Regions from separate parts of the Homo sapiens genome. Here region 1 is linked to region 2. A link is an interaction called in ENCODE POLR2A ChIA-PET data of the cell type or tissue named here. Cell type or tissue: OCI-LY7. All regions are shown on one strand. Links, peaks and the distances in the headings refer to the core of each region. The heading gives the core; the rest is flanking DNA.

Region 1 (5,929 bases), core at 325-5,324, 200 kb before region 2:
CATTCCAGCCTGGGCGACAGACCGAGACCCCGTCTCCAAAAAACAAAAGAAGGAAAGTACACTGCAGATAGAAAAGCTGAAACTCTTCGTAGGTTTGACCACTTACACAAATGAGTCACCTTACTAATCTTTGATATTCCCCAAATCCTATCAAGAGGAATGCTGGCCATTTCCTTTCTGGCTTGGAAATGCAGCACTTGTGAAGAGTCTCCTGTATTAAATCTCCTGTGTATGTCGTTGCTCTATGGTTAGGTGGAAATTTTAGGGATAGAAGTGGCATATATTCTTTGAAAATGGCCACTAATTTATTATATCCAACTTAGTTGACCGGTGTCACAGTAACTCCAGGCAACTTGTCACCAGGGAGCTTCATTCTTGGCCCGTGCTCTAGGGCCACTCACTTTTTACATCCCTCCTGTACCCCAGTGAGGCCATCATGATCCCTGCCATGCCCCCTTTAGGGTGCCCTTCGCCTGTTAGCCATGGTGGCTTGTTGGACTTGTCACAGGCTTCATTTCTTTGGGAAGTCACACCTTGGATATAAATTAAGCAAGTCTTTTAGGTTTTTATTTTTACTTTTGGGAATGAAGAATTTCTAGTAAAGGAAAAATTAGATACATGTGGTGATACTCAACTTTCGAAAAGTCAGTGACTTACAGGAAACAACAGGTGCTGGAGAGGATGTGGAGAAATAGGAACACTTTTACACTGTTGGTGGGACTGTAAACTAGTTCAACCATTGTGGAAGTCAGTGTGGCGATTCCTCAGGGATCTAGAACTAGAAATATCATTTGACCCAGCCATCCCATTACTGGGTATATACCGAAAGGATTATAAATCATGCTGCTATAAAGACACATGCACACGTATGTTTATTGCGGCAGTATTCACAATAGCAGAGACTTGGAACCAACCCAAATGTCCAACAATGGTAGACTGGATTAAGAAAATGTGGCACATATACACCATGGAATACTATGCAGCCATAAAAAAGGATGAGTTCATGTCCTTTGTAGGGACATGGATGAAATTGGAAATCATCATTCTCAGTACTGTCGCAAGGACAAAAAACCGAACACCGCATATTCTCACTCATAGGTGGGAATTGAACAGTGAGATCACATGGACACAGGAAGGGGAACATCACACTCTGGGGACTGTTGTGGGGTGCGGGGAGGTGGGGGATAGCATTAGGAGTTATACCTAATGCTAAATGACGAGTTAATGGGTGCAGCACACCAGCATGGCACATGTATACATATGCAACTAACCTGCACATTGTGCACATGTACCCTAAAACTTAAAGTATAATAATAATTAAAAAAAAAAACATTAACATTAAAAAAAAAAAAAGAAAAGTCAGTGACTTAAAGATGAACCACAGCCTCATTTTGAGACTATATTTTGGAAAGGTAATAGTGGTCAGGAGCTGACCTCCAATTCCAGGTTATCAGTATTGAAACAGTTCGGCCAAACTGACAGCCTCAGAACCCAGTCCTCAAGGTGGACATCTTTGAGCATCATAGATCTGAAACACGTGAGTTTCGGGCATGCATCTGTTCATGAAATCTGTGTGATGGATCCCACAGTCTTTGTACAATGATGTCATTGCTGTTTTTAGAAGAGGATTGGTTACAAATGAACTGATGCTTCAGACATGCAATGGTGGCTTTCAAAAATAAATCTGGCCTTTTCCCCAAAATATTAAACATTTTTAAAGAAGACTTCTTAAATCTCAGTGCCCCATCCGGAAATTGAGGTAAAGCAATTATAGGCATTCACCAGACTTCCTGAAAAGAGGATGTTGGTTCAAGTGTGTATGGGTGTATATAGATTTTGTTCATTTATCAGTTATTGGGTTGCTTGTTCATTTAACTTTTAGCTACATACTCCGTAGATAAATGAGAGATGTAACTGAACATTCTTCACAATGTATACTCTCAACATTTGACTACTTGGTAAGCCATATAATATAACCTTGACTGTGATAACCTAATACAGATGGTGAAAGCAGTAACACTAAATCCATTTTCCACTTTCAGAACACATGCTTCATACTTGTCCGCTGTCATTAAATTCCTACATAATTTCTGCACCACATGAGGCATGTTATGTGATGTATGACTGTGGGAATGTGGCTAAGGTCATATAACACATTTTATCTCTCTTATCAGCGTCTCTTGTCTCAATCCAAGTTTGATTGCGGGGTGGGGGTAGGAGACTTTTATGGAGTCACACTACATTTCTCCTTAGAATTGTTGAGTTCCCAGTTAACATGCAGATGATGTAAAACTTGCTGTTATATTTGCTGTACTTGTCAAGCAAAAAGGGTCATCCATTCATTCTCCTTCCAGTAACTTTCTTAAATCAGCTGCCATTCTTTTAAAAACTCCATTCTTTTAAAACCTGTTACAAAGTGGCCTTTTTTCTTTCTACCAGTCTGGGGAAGGTGACACTCTCGAGGGTTTATTGTTTCCTGTATTAAAATACAAATCTTTAAAATGTTCGACTTGCATTAAAAGTTGTTTTACTGCAAGATTGCAAGTAGGTGCTGATGCTGGCTGAAATGACTCCTATAGGAAACCCTCCCTCTCTGAGGACTCGTTCTATTACAACACCCCAGAGGCATCTTAGCAGCAGATATCTCCACCACAACCACTCCAGTTCAATTTTAGGAAACCTAACACTTAGCAGCTTGAGTACAAGTTGCTCCTGGCTGCCTGGGTTTATTTTTGAAATCCTACTTTACTGAGTTAGAAGGTGCTTGTTCATAGCCCTCCTCTTTAGTCATTCTTTTCCCCCTTCACTCACACCCTCAGTGCACATTTGCAGCTTCAGATGGGATTCTTGCATTTTAATTTCTTGCCCAAAATAGCTTAGAGATGATCATGTGTTGAAACTAAATTGTGCCGACATGCATTAAATGAACATATAAAAAGCCTTCCCTTTTTTTTTTTTTTTTTTTTTAAAGAAAGCAGTTAGCATCTTTAAGACAACTGCAAAGAACTGTGTCATCATCAGGGAGGTGGAGGAGGAGAGAGCAGAGGGGCAAAGCTAAAACGTAGAGTTTTTAGGTTTTGCTGGGTCCCTAATTTGACTGTGAACTGCCTCAGATGCTAACGTGTCAGCTTTGGCTGAATCAGACTCCATCTTTCTCAAAGGTAAAGATAAATCTCTGTTCTGCCACCTTAGAAATCACTAACAATGAGCAAACGTCCTTTTGTCTTTACTGTCTCATATGGCTTTCTTCCTGACTATACAGAAACCATATTTACGTCCAACTTGTGGATGAATGCTCCAATTAGGACACAGAGATGCAGTTTGTAGTGATGCTTAAAAAAAAATGAATTGATCTGCATTCAAGGAGGTTTTAGAATTTCCTGGAACGGTCTCAGCACTTGAGGACTTCAAATCATTATTTGGCCACTCCTTCAGGTCAAATCCAAATGTCACTTTCATCGTTCAGATACTTTGCTTATTCAAAAGAGCAGTCAATCCAGTAGTGTGAGCTTGTCATCCAATAAAGGCACCATTAAAGATTCATAGGCGGAAATAGCTTCAGGTCTCAGTTGTGCTTTCTGTGGCTGTTTTAGAAAGGGAAGCAATGAGGAGGGATCAGAAGAATGGAGTGGAAGCTGGTGAGGGCTCCTCTGGGGAGGGAGGCCGTGCGCCCTGCAAGCCATTTGCCTGCCTGCCTCAGCAGTTCCTTGTGATTTCATATGGGCTCCCTTCCTGAGCCACCTCCACGAAATCTCCATCTAGTGCCGCAAAACAGCCCAGAAAGGCATAATGCCCTTATGTGGGCTGGGCTCCCACTAGACGGCATGACTCCGGTGAGCCCACGTGCACAACCCATCTTACAGATAAGGAAACTGAGCTCAGGAGAGTCGGGAACTTGCACCTGCCTGCAAACCAGCAAGCCACACGTTAATGGTTCCAACTCAGGTCTTCTAACTCCAGGTGGCCCTGTGCTTGCCCACTACCGCTTCTTGAGTTCAACCAAGTCAGGGAAAAAAGTATGACTCTAACGTAATGTGGCTTTTTTTTTTTCTTCACTCAGTCATACCAGATCTTTACTTGCGTTATAGCTAAGTTTGTATCCTCTCAAATAAAGTGTAAGTTATGTTTAACACCAAATGGTTACAAACTCAAGTTTGCTCACTTGAATTACTGATAGGACCTGTTCCACATGCCCTGGGGCTAGTTAGGAAAATCAGATTCACACTCAGAAGTTTGCTATCACTGATAGTATTCCACTGAGTATGTCTTCACTTCTGAAGGAAGTTCCAAAGAGAGTTTTAAACATGTTCTTTAACAGTATTAGATTAAAAAATAGTAATAAATGTAAAATTTCCCATGAGCACAACACTCAGAGTTATGTACAATAACACATATATTGGTGTCAGAAAGAGTTCACCATACTCGTACGTGGTTAATGCAGATTTTCTGGGCCAGATAAAATTGTGGGTTTTGTAAAGCATCTGTAATGTTGTGTTACATTTTGAAATTAAGATCAGAACTTTAAGAACATTTGCTTCTCACAATATTTTTCAAACTGACCTATGTGTAATTGCAAATTGTGGAGAAACGATGTTCTTAGGGAGACCATCAGACAGAAAAGTGAGGCTAATTATTTTCATTTTTAAAATTCTCAAGTTGCAGAAAGAGAACAGTCCCCGGAGAGGTGGCAGTTTCCTCTGTGATCAAAAAGACGGCAACGTTCGCCCCTTTCCCCACCAGGGAAGCCTCCGCATGCCCCGTCCAGTGGCCATGTGGCCTTGTGCAGATGCTGACTCCATCCCGTTTGAAGACCGGCCGCTGTCCAAGCTGAAGGAGTCGGACAGGTGCTCGGCCAGTGAGAATCTCTACCTGGATGCCTTGTCCCTGGATGACGAGCCAGAAGAGCCACCAGCCCACAGGCCCGAGAGGGAGTTCAGGAACCGCCTCCCTGAGGTCAGCCAGGTTTTGTCCATCCTAGTTAACCACTGTGGAATGAGGGAGCCGTCATGAAACCTAAGAGGCATCTGCCAGATTCCTCTCCTGGCAGGCTCTAGCACTTTTGCATACAGCAACCTCCGAATTGAGTAAAAATGAAATCTTCACAACACCAAGGGTTTTGCTTCACCCTAAATTAGCATGCTCTGCTGTCAGTTTAACTTTGCCCCCTTGTTTCAGGTTTAGAAATACTGGACTAGAGTCCTATACAAAAGGAAGGTCTCACAAATAAGTGTGTCCCATAAAACACACAAGAGGAAGTAAATAATTCTGGGAAGTGTATATGCTCAACTTTTTCTTTTTTCTTTTGATTTTTTTGGAGATGGAGGTCTCACTCTCTTGCCCAGGGTGGAGTGGAGTGTCTGATAACGACTCACCACAGCCGTGACCTCCTAGGCTCAATTGATCCTTCCCCCTCAGCCTCCTGAGTAGCTGGGACCACAGGCACATGCTACCATGCCTGGCTAATTTATTTTGTTTTATTTTTTAAGTAGAGACAGGGTCTCCCTATGTTGCCCAAGCTGGTCTCGAACTCCTGGGCTCAAGTGATCTGTCTGCCTTGGCTTCCCAAAGTGCCGGGATTACAGGTATGAGCTACCACACCCAGCCTCAACTTTTCTTGAAATAATAGTACAGTCTTCTGAGTCTAGAAAACTAATAACCAAAAATATTCTGGGCAAAGGGAAAAAAATCCAACACTTAGAAACCTTACATAAATTAGACCACCAAATGGGTGAGCTAAGCTGTAGACATTTCCATGGCACAGCGTTAGTTATGTTTTTCTGGTTTTAATATTTTTAAAACCTTGTTTTAAAAGTTGTTCTAGGGCCGGATGTGGTGGCTCATGCCTGTAATCCCAGCACTTTGGGAGGCCGAGGTGGGCGGATCACGAGGTCAGGAGATCGAGACCATCCTGGCTAACACGGTGAAACCC
Region 2 (5,929 bases), core at 516-5,515:
ATTCATTCATTATCTATTCCCACTTGGAGATTCACCTTCCAGAATTCTGGGGCAAACCTGAAGAGCTTTGTGTTCAGTTTCAACAAGTCAACTCTCCATTGAAATGTGAATGAACTTTGTGGAGAGACCTTTCTATGGCAGCCTACTCTTATACTGGGCCCATGAGGCCAGTTCAAGGCCATGGACAGTTGTACATTGTTGAATACTGCACAAGGACATTACACCTAAGGGGACTTTTCACATTGTAGGCATGTCATGTGTATTTATCGTGACAGTTTCCTGGCATATGGAAGCAACATATCTTGTACTACCAAAAATCAGTATATGGTAGTAATTTCCCAACAAATACAAATACAATTTCCTAAGGAAGATATCCCGTTGTCCATTAGCATAAAAGTACTGCACCATACCAGCAGGTGCACCTCTGAGATCTGCTTGTCCCCACCTGATGTCTGTGCCTCTGCTGCTTATTCCAGGAGCAGGTGCAGTTGCCACACCACCACCCAGCACTCAGCCTCCCCTGGCAGAGGAACATGACCACCATTACGTCCTCTGTAGCTACAGCCCCAGCACCCAGGTGGGAGTCAAGCAGACCCCCACGGGCTTTGACTGCCCCGGGGGGCTGCCCAGAGGAACACAGAGTAACACACTCAGAAACATGGGGGAGATAACACCCCAAGGAAGGAACATGGACCAGTGAGAGTTGGGAGATGGGAGAAGCTGACAGATAAATGGCTCATTCAAGCTTCCCATGGCTTCTTGCGCCATTCCAAGAGCAATGGCTCCATGCAGCCTCTCCAGAGGTTCATGTCCTTGTGAGATGGTCACCAGCTTTTTCTTACACCACCTCTTATCTGTGTTCCCTCCTTCCCACCTCACAGCCCTCGCCCCTCACCTTGGTGCTCTGGGATTGCCCACCTCCCGCCAGCCCAGTACATTAGTGCTGTGGGCTGGGGAGCCTGGGTCACCATACACTCCACTGGGCTGATGGCCTCCCTGGGCCAGTCTGTGTGTTACAGATGTGCATATAAACACAAGCCAGATTTGATCGGGCGCGGTGGCTCATGCCTGTAATCCCAGCACTTTGGGAGGCCAAGGTGGGAGGATCACTTAAGGGAAGGAGTTCGAGGCTGCAGTGAGCTGTGATCACGCCACCGCACTCCAGCCTGGGTGACAGATCAAGACCCCCATCTCTAAATAGATAAATAAATAACAGGCTGAGAGGGGTGGCTCATGCCTGTAAGCCCAGCACTTTGGGAGGCCAAGGTGGGAGGATCACTTAAGGGAAGGAGTTCGAGGCTGCAGTGAGCTGTGATCACGCCACCGCACTCCAGCCTGGGTGACAGATCAAGACCCCCATCTCTAAATAGATAAATAAACATCAGGCTGAGAGGGGTGGCTCATGCCTGTAATCCCAGCACTTTGGGAGGCCAAGGCAGGAAGATTGCTTGAGCCCAGGAGTTTGAGACCAGCCTGTACAACATAGTGAGATCTCATCTCTAAATTCTAAAAAGTATAAAAATAAATAAATAACACAAGCCAGATTCCAAGCAATTGGAAGTGTTTTTGAACCATGCAAAGAGAGAGGAATTTGCCCCACTAACCACATGGAAAACTTTCCTAAAACTCTCATTTTGATATGACTTTTCCCCAAAGCCCCACCCTCCAGTACAGCTGCTCAAATTTCCCTCTGGTCCCTCCAGTACCTCAAAACCCTCCCTTCGCATCCTTTCTCACACTAAACCAGAGCTGCTCACCTTTTAACTTTCGTTACCTGGCTCCAGCTCTGGCTCTCCCTTTATCATACACATTTCTCATTGGAATGACCCCTTCCCACCCACCTCCAAGAGAGGCTGGGTGTGTAACCCCGCAGAGAATCACATCTCCTTAGGAGGGGAGAAGGGAGAGTGGTTGGTAAGAATTATAATTTAACATAATTGTTTTGGGCCTGCAGGAGTTGATCACTAAACGCTACAATTACTTCTGTCGACTGAAGGAAAAAAGATCAAGCTTTTAAAGAATTAAAGTTAGTTTTATTCAGAAGTCTCACTGAGGCCTACAGCCCAGAAGCAGACCTCTAGAGAGGTTCCATGAGACTACACCGTGTTTCAGCTCTATGCTTATATACAGGTGTGGAGGTTTAGTATCTGCAAAATCTCATCAAACTTGCTCAGAAGTTACACTGGGCGTAAAGTGCACCTGGTTATAGATTACATAGGCATAATCACTAACTTGCCAAACATGATCTTATGTATAGGAAAAGGCAAGGACTGGGGCCGTTTATCTTTTTTTTTTTTTTTTTCTTTTTTTTTTTTTTTGAGACAGTCTTGCTCTGTTGCCCAGGCTGGAGTGCGGTGGCACAAACATATCTCACTGCAGCCTCAACCTCCTGGGCTCAAGCGATCCTCTTGCCTCAGCCTCCCGAGTAGCTGGAACCACAGGTATGGGCCACCGTGGCTGGCTAATTTTTCATAGAGATTGGAGCAGGGATCTCACTTTGTCACCCAGGCTGATTGGTCTTAAACTCGTGGGCTCAAGTAATCATCCGGCCTCGGAGTCCCAAAGTGCTGGGATTACAGGCGTGAGCCACTGCTCCTGGCCTCATTTATGTTTTAAGGAATATAGTGACTCAGGCAAGAGAGTTGGGGGTCGTGTGCTGTAGCCTGTTTTGTCCTCAAAGCGTCTTTCCCCAGAGCTGCAAGTTGCCAGGGGTCTGGGGCTTTGTGAAATTCTACTGCAGGCAGAAAGGAGGCACGTGGCTTCTTACATTTGCTACTTTGTCTTACATTTCTATTGTTATAATCCCTCCAGGCCCTCTCACCCGACTTGACCTTGAGACTAATGGGTGTGTTGGAAAGATGCTGGCAAGGTCTGAGGGCACAGCCTGTGGCGGAGGCGGGGCCAGGCAGGCCTAGCCCCTCAGCCAGGCCGTGAGGCCCAGGGCCCTGCCGGGTGGGCGCTCTCTGGGAACTGCACGCAGAGGTGCCTCGTACCCCCAACCACGCCCCACAGGGACACCTGAACCTCCAGAGGAAGGAAATGAGTCTGGAGGAGCCGTAGACGAAAGAGATGCCGCCTCCTGCGGCTGGGATCACTCACAGATGCCTCAGGGAGGCGGCCAGCCCTGAGTCACGCTGAGCTCTGAGCGGGCTGTGACTCAGCGCGACCGCGGCCCCTTGGCTGCGCCTGGGTTGATTTGCGCCCCGCTTGTTTTCTGCAGAAGACAAGGCCGTCTCGGATTAGACTGCTCCTCCTAAACAACCAGCAATTGTTTTTCTTCCTCAAAGTGCAGTTTCCCTCTGGCACAACCAAAAATAAACACAAACCAGGCTCCTGCCAAAGGAGGGGCAGTCCCTGGGGCGCCCACCGCACGCATGTGAGAGCTCGCAGGCCACCTGCCAATCATGAATCTGTTAAGGAAGCGGCCACGAAGGCAGAGAAACCTCTCCCATCGCAGGTTGCGCTGCGATGCACAGGGGCGCTGACTGTTGAGTTGGCGCTCTGTTTATTTCCCCAACTGCCTCCTCTCAGGTTCCGTCCCAACTGCTGGACTCACTGCCGCGTGGGCCTGAGCACATTTCCTTGGCACATTGTCCTCGGTGGAAGTTTTTTCTTCTCGATTTGGTGAGTCAGAGCTGGCTCACACACAAACACCAAGCAGCAGCCTCAGGGACTAAAGTGCTTTAAGGACACGAGGACCTATCCTCCCTCCCCCTATCTCAGTGAGGTGGGCGCAGAGTTCCTGAAACCTGGCCCAGTGCAGTTCATTTGACAGGGAGAGGCTGAAAATGCAAATCACCCCAGCGTAAGTGAGTGCACAGCAAAGACCACGACCTGGCTGCAGCTTATCCTAAAATCCTGAAGTCAGGGAACACCGTGCCCACAGGAAGAGCTGGGCAGCCTGAACCATACTAAGATGTCCCAGGGTGAACCGGAGCCACTGGTTAGTCACACTGACTTCACATTTCCTTCGTGAGAAGGAACTGAAGACAGATTCCAGAACTTGCTGTGTGTAGAATGTATAGTTCATTGCATGTAAGTAAACTCATGTGGTTCCGAATCTATAGGATCAATTCAGCCATTTTAGTGTTATGTCCATGACATCTGAATTTATAAAAATCTAAGTGTCCCTAGCTAGAGATACCTGAAACTAAACAGGCCCTACTTACTATTCATTTTATTTTTGAATAGATAATTCACTCATATATTCAGATATCAAATCCTCATAAAATGATATACATTAAGAATTCTCACTTCCATGCTGTTCTCATTCCTCTCTGCCCCCATAAGCAACCACTTTTACTGCTTTTTAATACATCCTTCCAGTGTATCATTATGCAAATATAAACAAAAATTAATATACTTCTGTGGTTGTCAGAATAATGGCCTCCCAAAAATGTCCATGTGCTAATCCCCAGAACCTATTAATTTGTTACTTTATGTGGAATAAGGACTTTGCAGATGTGATTGAACTGAGGATCTTGAGATTGGAGATTATTCTGGATGACCCCAGTGGGCCCAATGTAACCACAGGTGACCTTCTAAGGGGGAGGCAGAAGGGTCAGAGTCCGAAAAAAAGAGAGCTTGGAAGATGCTATACTGTTGGTTTTGAAGATGGAGGAAGGGGCCATGAACCAAGGAATGCATGCAGCCTCAAGAAGCTAACAAGGCAAGGAAATGGATTGTTTCCTAGAGCCTCCAGGAAGGCAGTGTTCCTTAGACTTCTGACCTCCAGAACTAGCAGTGAATAAATGTGTGCTATTTTAAACCACTAAATTAATAGTAGTTTGTTACAGAAACCACAGGAAATGAACACAACTATTTCCACCTTTTTCTTTTTTTAAAACTGTTATTTTAGGTTCAGGGATGCATGTGCAGGTTTGTTATATAGGTAAACTCATGATATGGGGGTTTGTTGTACAGATTATTTCATCACCCAGGTACTAAGCCTAATACCCAGTAGTTATTTTTTCTGATCCTTTCCCTCCTTCCACCCTCTGCCTTCAAGTAGGCCCCAGTGTGTGTTGTTCCCCTCTTTGTGTCCACGTGTTCTCATTATTTAGCTCCCACTTATACATGGGAATACATAGTATTTGGTTTTCTGTTTCTGCATTAGTTTGCTAAAGATAATGGCTTCCAGTTCCATCCATGTTCCCAAAAAGACACGATCTCTTTCTTTTTATGGCTGCATAGTACTCCACGGTGTGTATGTACCATATTTCCACTGTTCACAATAGCAAAGATATGGAATCCACTTTTTTCTTAAATGAAAGTTAGCATACCCTGTATAGGGTAACCCAAAAGCCTTGGCGGAACTTTAGGCATGAATAACTTCAGAATTATAAATGCTACAAACAACATCACTTGGAAGTTGTATTATATAAATCTCTTTTACACTTATTTAGTTTTGTGAATTTTAAATAGTACATTTTATTTTTTGTTTCAGTATCTCTGATCGAAGATAGAAAACAATAGTGAAACAAAAACATTAAGTTTAAAATTTATTATTCCAAGTTCACAAGACTAAATAAGTGAATAAGAAATGTATACAAGGCTGAGCATGTTGGCTCATGCCTGTAATCCCAGCCCTTTGGGGGACTGAGGTAGGTGGATTGTTTGAGCTCAGGAGTTTGAGACCAGCCTAGCAACATGACAAAAACCTGTCTCTACCCAAAAAAAAGAAAATTAGCCAGGTGTGGTAGTACATGCCTGTGGTCCCAGCTACTTCAGAGACTGAGGTAGGAGGGTCGCTTCAGCCCAGGAAGTTGAGGCTGCAGTGAGCGGTGGTGGCACTACTGCACTCCAGCCTGGGAAACAGAGTGAGACCCTGTCTCAAAAAACAATAAAATAAAATAAAATAAAAAGCTCTTTCCATGCCTAATGCTGTCATGGTTGTGGTCCCAAGAAGCATCTGAAATGGGCAGCAGCT

What was found. ChIA-PET counts read pairs that join two places held together with the same protein. Peaks named below come from ENCODE experiments on the same cell type or tissue, not always from the same donor. Only the 100,000 strongest peaks of a DNase experiment are listed, where the experiment ranks them.
Region 1: POLR2A ChIA-PET joins it to region 2 with 9 read pairs; 3 of 35 experiments call an interaction of 5 or more read pairs at or near these places.

What each region holds. Positions count from the first base shown.
Region 1 is chr18:8,814,307-8,820,235 of GRCh38, forward strand. It overlaps MTCL1 (microtubule crosslinking factor 1), which reads left to right. Exons shown (of 15, transcript NM_001395333.1): 12 at 4,657-4,953. Among named protein-coding and RNA genes, the nearest start is that of GACAT2, 110 kb to the left of the region's middle. RefSeq lists an enhancer at 4,331-4,832. In OCI-LY7, for the core only: no CTCF peak of the experiment used is centred there; no DNase peak of the experiment used is centred there.
Region 2 is chr18:9,014,133-9,020,061 of GRCh38, forward strand. It overlaps the pseudogene RPS4XP19. Among named protein-coding and RNA genes, the nearest start is that of NDUFV2, 86 kb to the right of the region's middle. RefSeq lists enhancers at 2,385-3,209, 2,934-4,133, 3,354-3,423, 3,584-3,693 and a silencer at 2,804-2,903. In OCI-LY7, for the core only: no CTCF peak of the experiment used is centred there; a DNase peak (open chromatin) is centred at 3,429.